Linked DNA regions of Homo sapiens: regions 1 and 2 are each linked to region 3. Evidence: chromatin contacts called from ENCODE Hi-C or POLR2A ChIA-PET data. All regions are on one chromosome and are shown on one strand. The core of a region is the stretch at or near the end of the contact, and the rest is flanking DNA. Distances in the headings are between cores, read along the strand shown. Region 1 overlaps MYO10 (myosin X). Region 2 overlaps MYO10 (myosin X). Region 3 overlaps BASP1-AS1 (BASP1 antisense RNA 1).

Region 1 (2,700 bases), core at 180-2,679, 430 kb before region 3:
TGAGCTGACTGTAGGCCGCCGATGTTTGCTTCCACATTTCAAGGTATCCTGGTTGTTGCGGCTTGAAACATGTTCAAAAAGATCGTAGATAAAGTCAAATCTGTGTGAGGCAAGAGCAGGAGGTCAGTGAGGCACACACACCCATTATTAGGTGCAAGATTATTGTAATTAATGGTGCCCTTTCTCAATGATAATTCAAAGTAATACACCCTAGGCCTGGAAGAACTAAGACAGCTTCCAAAGATTTCAAACCAAACACTGCCAAAGAGCTTTAGGCACTGAAAACACGTGGCAGTGTCAGAGACCAGAGTCTTGCAGAGAAGGGGACTGGCATGACAGTGACAAAGGGTGGAATCCCACTTAGGAGCTCTGTGCTTTCTGGAATGCCATCTAAGCCTCTGTAGCCTCGGTCTCCTCACTTGCAAAAGTGAGTTATTAGTTTTGCCATCTTGCAGTGTTGCAAAGATTGAAGCAGTTAACGGATGGAAAGGTGCTCCTGGGGAACACTAATTACAGGGTGAGGCAGGCGATGGTTCAAATCCTGTCTCCCCACTTCCCAGCTGTGTTGCTTGGGCAAGATGTTTCATCTCTCTCTAAGCCTCAGTTTTTTCATCTGGAAAATGGAGATAATTTTTTAATTTATCCCCTAATGCCAGGTGAGAATGAAAGGAGAACATGCATGTAAAAGGCAGAAAGCATGCTACCTGGCATATCATATATATTGATATTAGTTATTATTTAAAAAGTTCTGTAAAATCCATTGCTACTATTAACAAGGTAAAAGTGAAAAGCTTCCCAATAATTTTTTTTTTTTAGACAGAGTTTCGCTCTTTCACCCAGGCTGGAGTGCAGTGGTGCGATCTCGGCTCACTGCAACCTCTGCCTCCCGGGTTCAAGCGATTCTCCTGCTTCAGCCTTCTGAGTAGCTGGGATTATAGGCGCCTGCCATCACGCCTGGCTAATTTTTATATTTTGTAGTAGAGACAGGGTTTCACCATGTTGGCCAGGCTGGTCTTGAACTCCTGACTTCAGGTGATCCACCCGCCTCGGCCTCCCAAAGTGTTAGGATTATAGGCGTGAGCCACCGCGCCCGCCCAGCCTTCAATGATTTTTAAATCTTCCTTGCATGGAAGGTATCATGGGCTATGGAGCTGGTGGGGTTGGTGGCTTCACTGTCACCAGGACAGTCAGGGAAGACTTCTGAGCATCTGCCTCCCCACAAGCGGCAATATTAGAGCTTTCCCTGGTCGCTTCTTGCTTTGCCCCAACCTTTTTCATTTTTGTTCTCGGGTGCTCTTTAATGCTCACTCTCTTAAGTTCTCTAACTGTGCTTTGAGCTCTTTGGAGAGAAGCTTTGGTTCCATTAAAATGTCACAGATGTCAAAGGTGAAAGAGAGTGAAGCAAGTGAACAGCCCCAGCTCCTCGGTTTGCAAGGGGAAACCTGGGGTTGAGACAGGAAGTTCTTTACACCACTCACAAAACTGCTTCACGCTGGCACAGAGGCAGCTGGCGAAACTCCACCTCGCTGGTCTCCAGGCCTGCAATCTTTTCACTACGACAAACTGCCTCTACTTAACATCAATACAGGGCTTTTATTTAAACGTATCGCATTAAACTAAGAAATTGCTTTGACAGCATGCTATGGTGTTTTTTAAACACCCATCATTTTTACAGGTCTGAAAACTCACCTAAAAATAAAATAGCTAACAATGTTGTATATAGTGAACCCTCACATAGAAGAGTTAAAATAAGTTTGAAGATCAAATGTTTCAAATTCTGAGTTTCTAGGCTGATACTACCTTATATGGGCTCCCTTTGTCCCAATTCATTCCTATCTAAGTGACAGGTGGCCATCTAGTATTTACATTTCTAAAAGTATTACAGCTTTTAAACTTTTTTGCTACTTTCCTTCCTTAGATATAAACATGTGTTTTTGTTACAGATTCCCACCAGATCCAACACAGGTGCTGAAAGCTTTCAGGAAAGGGTTTTTTCCCTAAACTCTTTCTCTCTTACAAAGCCTCCTAAAAATAGTACACTTCCGCCGGGCATGGTGGCTCATGCCTGTAATCCCAGCACTTTGGGAGGCCGAGGTGGGCGGATCATGAGGTCAGGAGATGGAGACCATCCTGGCTGACATGGCGAAACCCTGTCTCTACTAAAGATACAAAAAAAAAAAAAAAAATAGCCAGGCGTGGTGGCGGGCACCTGTAGTCCCAGCTACTCGGGAGGCTGAGGCAGGAGAATGGCGTGAACCTGGGAGGTGGAGGTTGCAGTGAGCCGAGATTGCGCCACTGCACTCCAGTCTGGGTGACAGAACGAGACCCTGTCTCCAAAAAAAAAAAACAAACCAAAAAAAAACCAAAAAGGACACTTCCTGGTCTAATACATACAAATAACTTATCACTGCAAGTTTCTGTGTGTTTTCTTTATTGATTTAATGGTGTAAATTTATAATTCATGAACGAATAAATGAATATGTAATAAATTTATAATTATAGCTGAATTAAGGCATTTATTTTACTAACTAGAGACACAGGAGTCCTATAAAACCAAGGCTGAAATCAGCTTAACCACGCAGCTCTAAGCTCCCTGTGAAGACAGCAGACCACACTGCTTAAGATATTAAGGTTCTCAAGCCAACCAGACCAGATCAAAACTGGACTCGATGGCTCACTGGTTACCAGTTGAGAGGTCTT
Region 2 (2,812 bases), core at 52-2,551, 300 kb before region 3:
TGAGGCAGGAGAACTACTTGAACCCAGGAGGGAGAGGTTGTGGTGAGCCGAAATTGCGCCACTGCACTCCAGCCTGAACAACAAGAGCGAGACTCCGTCTCAAAAGGAAAAAAAAAATAGCCAGAGATACTCCCATAGTTGGGAGGCTAAGGCAGGAGGATCCCTTGAGCCCAGATGTTCGAGGATACAGTGAGCTCTGATCGTGCTACTGCACTCCAGCCTGAACAAGATAAGCCAAGACCCCCATCTCTTAAAAAAAAAAAGTAAAATTTGAATTAAATAAAATAGTTCTGGCTCTAAAAAGCACAGAGGTAAACTATGCCCACTCTAATGCCCTTCCTATCTGTTCTCTCTGTTCCATAGGGAATAATTACATAATATAAACAATAGGCCAGGCCAGGCAATGGTGACTCATGCCTGGAATCCCAGCACTTTTGAGAGGCTGAGGTGGGAGGATCGTTTGAGCTCAGAAGTTTGAGACTAGCCTGGGCAATATGGCAAAACCCTGTTTCTGCAAAAAACATAAAAATTAGCTGGGCATGGTGGCACATGCCTGTAGTCCCAACTACTCAGCAGGCTGAGGTGGGAGGATGGCTTAAGCCCAAGAGGCGGAGGTTGCAGTGAGGTGTGATTGTGCCTCTGCACTCCAGCCTGGGTGACAGGGCAAGACCCTGCCTCAAAATTTAAAAAAATTTAAAAAAAAAAAAAAAAAATCAGCCTGGCCAACATGGTGAAACCCCATCTCTATTAAAAATACAAAAATTAGCTAAGCATGGTGGTGGGTGCCTGTAATCCCAGGCAGTCGGGAGGCTGAGGCAGGAGAATTGCTTGAACCCAGGAGGCGGAGGTTGCGGTGAGCCGAGATCACGCCACTATACTCCAGCCTGGGCAACACAGCAAGACTCCATCAAGAAAGACAGAAAGACTGACAGAAAGAAGGAAGGAAAGGAAAGGAAAGAAGGAAGGGGAAGGGAAGAAAAGAAAGAAGGAAGGAAGGAAGGAAGGAAGGAAGGAAGGAAGGAAGGAAGGAAGGAAGGAAGGGCGGACGAAAGGAAGGAAAGGAAGGAAAGAAAGAAAGAAAACAGCAGAACAAGCCAAGAAAGACAAGTAAGTAAATGGAGCTAGGAGACACAGATTTTATAAAATGTATAAAACTGTCCCACTAAGAACTCTCAAAAACTAGTGGGAAATCCTGTTTTTAAAGCACACAAAACAAAACAGCTGGTTTAAGAACTGCATTCCACTCCTCTTGGTGGAAGCAGTAGGAGGTACAGGACAGAAAGGGCAATAAAAGACCAGCACAAGATGTTTGCACTCTGCGTGAAATCTGATACCAGACATCCTTACCTCCCATTTCCCAGTTTATTGTCCTTTCCTCCTCTTGATAAGAATCATTTTTGTGGGGAGAGGGGGAGAGAAATGCCTACAAATAAACAAACTGATAAGATTTTCTTAATGGAATCCCAGTTGTGTTCTGGCTACCATCTGTTTTCAGAAAAAATACACAAGTATGCTCAGAACAGGAGTTTGTTGTTACTTCATAAAAATGAACGACCCAAGAACACAGTGGGAAGAAAATAAACTTAAAACAGCCATTTGTCATTTCTGTTTCATACATATTAATTAATTCCTTTGCAGATTTCTATCACATATCGAAAACAAATTTTTTTTCACAAAATCATACTTCCTGGATTAAAAGGTACATAAAAGATAACCTAGTCCAATCAAAATGACACATAATGTGTTGGCAAGAATGTGGAGAAACTAGAACCCTCGTGCACTGCTGCTAAGAATGTGAAATGATGCAGCTGCTGTGGAAAACAGTTTGGCAGTTCCTCAAAAAGTAAAATATAGAGTTAACCATATGACCCAGAAATTCCACTGCTAGGTAAATACCCCAGAGACGTGAAAACATATGTCCACACGAAAACTTGTACACAAATGTTCATAGCAGCATTATGTGCAATAGCCTGAAAGCAGAAACAACCCTCATGTTCATCAACTAGTGAATGGATTTTTTTTTAATGTGGTCTATTCATACAATGGAATATTATTCAACTATAAGGTTGACGTGGTGGCTCACGCTTGTAATCCCAGAACTTTGGGAGGCCGGGGCAGGCAGATCACCTGAGGTCAGGAGTTCGAGACCAGCCTGGCCAACACGGAGAAACCCTATCTCCACTAAAAATACAAAAATTAGCCAGGTGTGGTGGCACATGCCTGTAACCCCAGCTACTCTGGAGGCTGAGACAGGAGAATCACTTGAACCCGAGAAGCAGAGGTTGCAGGGAGCCAAGATCATGCCACTGCATTCCAGCCTGGGCGGCAGAGCAAGACTCTGTCTCAAAAAATAAAATAAAATAAAAATGAACAGAGAACTGATACATGCTATAACATGGATGAGCCTAGAAAACACTATGCTAAGTAGAAGAAGGCAGTCACAAAGGACCACATGTTGTATGACTCCATTTATATGAAGAAGTTAAATCCATAGAGACAGAAAGTTGGTCAGGCACGGTGGCTCACATCTGTAATCCCAGTACTTTGGGAGGCCGATACAGGCGGATCACATGAGGTCAGGTGTTAGAGACCGGCCTGACTAACGTGGTGAAACCCAGTCTCCACTAAAACATAACATTAGAAAATTAGCCAGGCGCGGTAGCAGGTGCCTGTAATCCCAGCTACTTGAGGCTGAGGCAGGAGAATTGCTTGAACTCTTGAACTCAGGAGGCAGAGGTTGCAGGAAGTCAAGATTGTGCCATTGCACTCCAGCCTGGATGACAGAGTGAGACTCCGTCTTGAAAGAGAGAGA
Region 3 (2,830 bases), core at 228-2,727:
TATGGTGATCCCCCACCTGTGGCACACAGAGGATGCCCAAGTCAGCGAGCTGAGACCTTCCTGTCCCAGGGACGTGTAGAGCCAGGGAATTTGGGGGAGAAGATTTGGCTTGGCTTGTGCCTTATCTTTCCCATCATTCTGAGAGGTGAAGTGGCTCTTTCTCAGAATGGAATGGAGAGGAAGGAAGATTCTTGTGGTTACTGGAGAATTAGAACATGACAAGGTACTCGCTCCATTTTGTTTGAGATTTTATGAATTCTCAAAATATCAGAGGCATTTCTATCAAAAAAAAGAGAAAGGTCCCCAAAAGGCAACTCTTGAGTGACCACCATTTTGGAGGATTTATTCATTCTTGTCTTGTAGGTGGGTAATAAAGAATAAAATATAATTGTATAATACTTTAAAAAGACTATACAGGCAGTTGGGAGTCCGTCCACCAGGCTCTGCTCACTCGCTGAAAGGCAACGTGATTTACTATAAGATGCTTAACTTTGCTGTATATTTCCTGAGGTTTAAAATAAGATCTGTACTTATCTTTTCCTTTAAACTGACATGAATAAGGGAACATTTATGTCAAATAATTTGAGCAACTCAAAGGAGCAAAGTGCTTTAAAAATGCCAACTGGACTGTGAAGTTTTTAGGTATTTGAGGAGATCTACAAAATGGACTGGAAAAAATGGGCATGTCTCCAGAAATCACCAACAGCTGTGCGTTTAAAGATAACTAAAAATAATATTTCATATTGAGAAATTGGAATATCGGGGTTGAGTAGACCGGAAAATAGGGAAGAAAAGGAGAAGACACAGAAAAAAAAAGCCTTAAAACTTCGTGCTTCAGCAGTTGAACCTCTCTTGATTATCATTCCCAGAATTCCATTCTACTTTTTCCATTTTTTTTTTTTTTTTGAGATGGAGTTTTGCTCTGTTGTGCAGGCTGGAGTGCAGTGGCACGATCTTGGCTCACTGCCACCTCCGTCTCCTGGGTTCAAGTGATTCTCCTGTCTCAGGCTCTGAGTAGCTGGGATTACAGGCGCCCGCCACCACACCCAGCTAATTTCTGTATTTTTAGTAGAGACGGGGTTTTGCCATGTTGCCCAGGCTGGTCTCGAACTCCTGACCTCAGGTGATCCACCCACCTTGGCCTTCCAAAGTGCTGGGATTACAGGCGTGAACCTCCGTGCCCGGCCTACTTTTTCCAGATTTGGTCATGAGTTTCCTAGGGCTGCCATAATGAAGGACTACAAACTGGGTGACCTAAAACAAGAGATCTATTTTCTCCAATTCTGGAGAACAGGAGTCTGAAATCAAGGTGTGGGCAGGCCTGGTTTCTTCCGGAGCTCCTTCCATCTCTCCCAGCTGCTAACAGTCCTTGGTGTTCCTTGGCTAGTGGACGCATCACCCCCCTCTCTCCCTCTGTCGTCCCACCGCGTTCTGTCTCTGCATCTCAGTGTTCAAATCTCCTCTCCTTATAAAGACAGCAGTCACATTGGATGAGCGCCACCTAGTGGCCGAAGTTTAACTTGAGGACAACTGCAAAGACCCTCCTTCCAATAATGTCACATTGGCATGTAAAGAGGGGTTAGGACTTCAACATATTTTTTCGGAGAAGACATACAATTCAACCCAAAACACTGACCAAAACTTCACTTTCCCTGGGCGACCCCAGCATGGCAAGTTCTCTGCGTGAATAAGGCAGTGGTTGTTTAACAGGCGTGCCAGGAGGCTCAGGGAGCAGGAGCTACAGGGACCTGCATTGTATTCTAAGCGACATGAGGGCGCCTTGCTGTAGTTTCTTTCCTGGGTCTTATCATGCCTCTCCTAGCTCTCAGTTGCTCTTCAGCTTGCAATCCAAGACATGTATTTGTAGTTTAATGAACAAATCATATACTTAAAAAAATGGGTTAGTTTAATCTTAAAAAATCAAAGGCTTTAAAAAAGGGATCACAATGTATGTTTCTAGCCTCTTGCATTCACCTTTACCTTTCCTCCTCCATCTGCTACAGTCACAAGGAGAGCATCCACTTGACCTGTAGTCAGGGAGCACTGCTAAAGGTTGTATCTTCACTCAGCTGCAGTCAGCTTGTGACCGCAGATGCGTTATGAAATTAAATGTCCTCCTATTTTAAAGCTTCTACGAGTCATTAAAATTTTTTTGTTTATGGATATCATCAGGAGTGGTAGGGTGGGAGGAGGATAAGGGAAAGAGAAGAGGATGTTTTCAGCTGAGCAGAGGAAGCAAAGTTTGACATTTACAAGACCCGCATGTTATCTCTGGCCTGACCGTCTTGGTTCACATTCTTGTGTGGGTTCAAGTTTCCTGAGCACATGCATATTGACCTTAGTAAGAGGCCAACTCTGGATTGCCACGAGTCAGCTAACTCCTGCTGCCAGAAAATGGATTTTTTTTCTTCAGCAAGAAGTGCCTTGTGCAATTTTTCCTAATCAGGTCTGAAAAATAGTGACCTCTCATTTTGCAAAAACAGTTCACTATTGACAATATTAATAAAAACACGTGAGTTTACATAAATTAAGGGTTTTGGGTCTATTTCTGTGTGCTTTGACTGCAGTGCCTCCTAGTGGACACTTTTATGCTATACAAGTTTCTCATGGTTGATTAGTACTCACAGAAATGTTAAGAATGCATTTGAACAAACTCATTGTTTTCTACAGTAGGTTCCTCTTTTGTTTCTTGTTAGGTTTTAATTTTTCCCCAGCTAAGGTTCACTTCAATACATGACCAAATTGTGTCTATGTACAATCCTCTGATTGTTCAGAGGAAATTTTCTACACCCCCCTTTTCCTCATCTTAGGAGAGAATTTAAAGAGAATA

The links. Hi-C counts contacts between places; a loop is a spot of excess contacts on that map. ChIA-PET counts read pairs that join two places held with the same protein, here RNA polymerase II (POLR2A). Pooled maps may share reads with other maps.
Region 1: a pooled map shows a loop between it and region 3 (2.3-fold over the local background). The contact joins two enhancer-like sites. A Hi-C loop is called at or near these places in 1 of 168 maps with a recorded cell type or tissue (Caco-2) and 5 of 50 pooled maps. POLR2A ChIA-PET finds 5 or more read pairs at or near these places in 5 of 52 experiments (A673, AG04450, RWPE1 and 2 more).
Region 2: a loop to region 3 is called in a pooled map, with 5 times the contacts of the local background. The contact joins two enhancer-like sites. A Hi-C loop is called at or near these places in 1 of 168 maps with a recorded cell type or tissue (Calu3) and 4 of 50 pooled maps. POLR2A ChIA-PET finds 5 or more read pairs at or near these places in 4 of 52 experiments (AG04449, AG04450, IMR-90 and 1 more).

What each region holds. Positions count from the first base shown.
Region 1 is chr5:16,758,127-16,760,826 of GRCh38, forward strand. It overlaps MYO10 (myosin X), which reads right to left. Exons shown (of 41, transcript NM_012334.3): 18 at 1-100. Among named protein-coding and RNA genes, the nearest start is that of RETREG1, 140 kb to the left of the region's middle. Within about 2 kb of position 1,430, at least 2 of the 41 ENCODE cell types and tissues checked have a DNase peak (open chromatin) inside an H3K27ac peak, as active enhancers do; they include A673, where a contact is called at or near this core.
Region 2 is chr5:16,888,495-16,891,306 of GRCh38, forward strand. All of the region lies in intron 1 of MYO10 (myosin X), which reads right to left. Among named protein-coding and RNA genes, the nearest start is that of MYO10, 46 kb to the right of the region's middle. Within about 2 kb of position 1,302, at least 8 of the 41 ENCODE cell types and tissues checked have a DNase peak (open chromatin) inside an H3K27ac peak, as active enhancers do; they include IMR-90, where a contact is called at or near this core.
Region 3 is chr5:17,188,099-17,190,928 of GRCh38, forward strand. All of the region lies in intron 1 of BASP1-AS1 (BASP1 antisense RNA 1), which reads right to left. Among named protein-coding and RNA genes, the nearest start is that of BASP1-AS1, 28 kb to the right of the region's middle. RefSeq lists a silencer at 2,182-2,476. Within about 2 kb of position 1,478, at least 5 of the 41 ENCODE cell types and tissues checked have a DNase peak (open chromatin) inside an H3K27ac peak, as active enhancers do; they include A673 and IMR-90, where a contact is called at or near this core.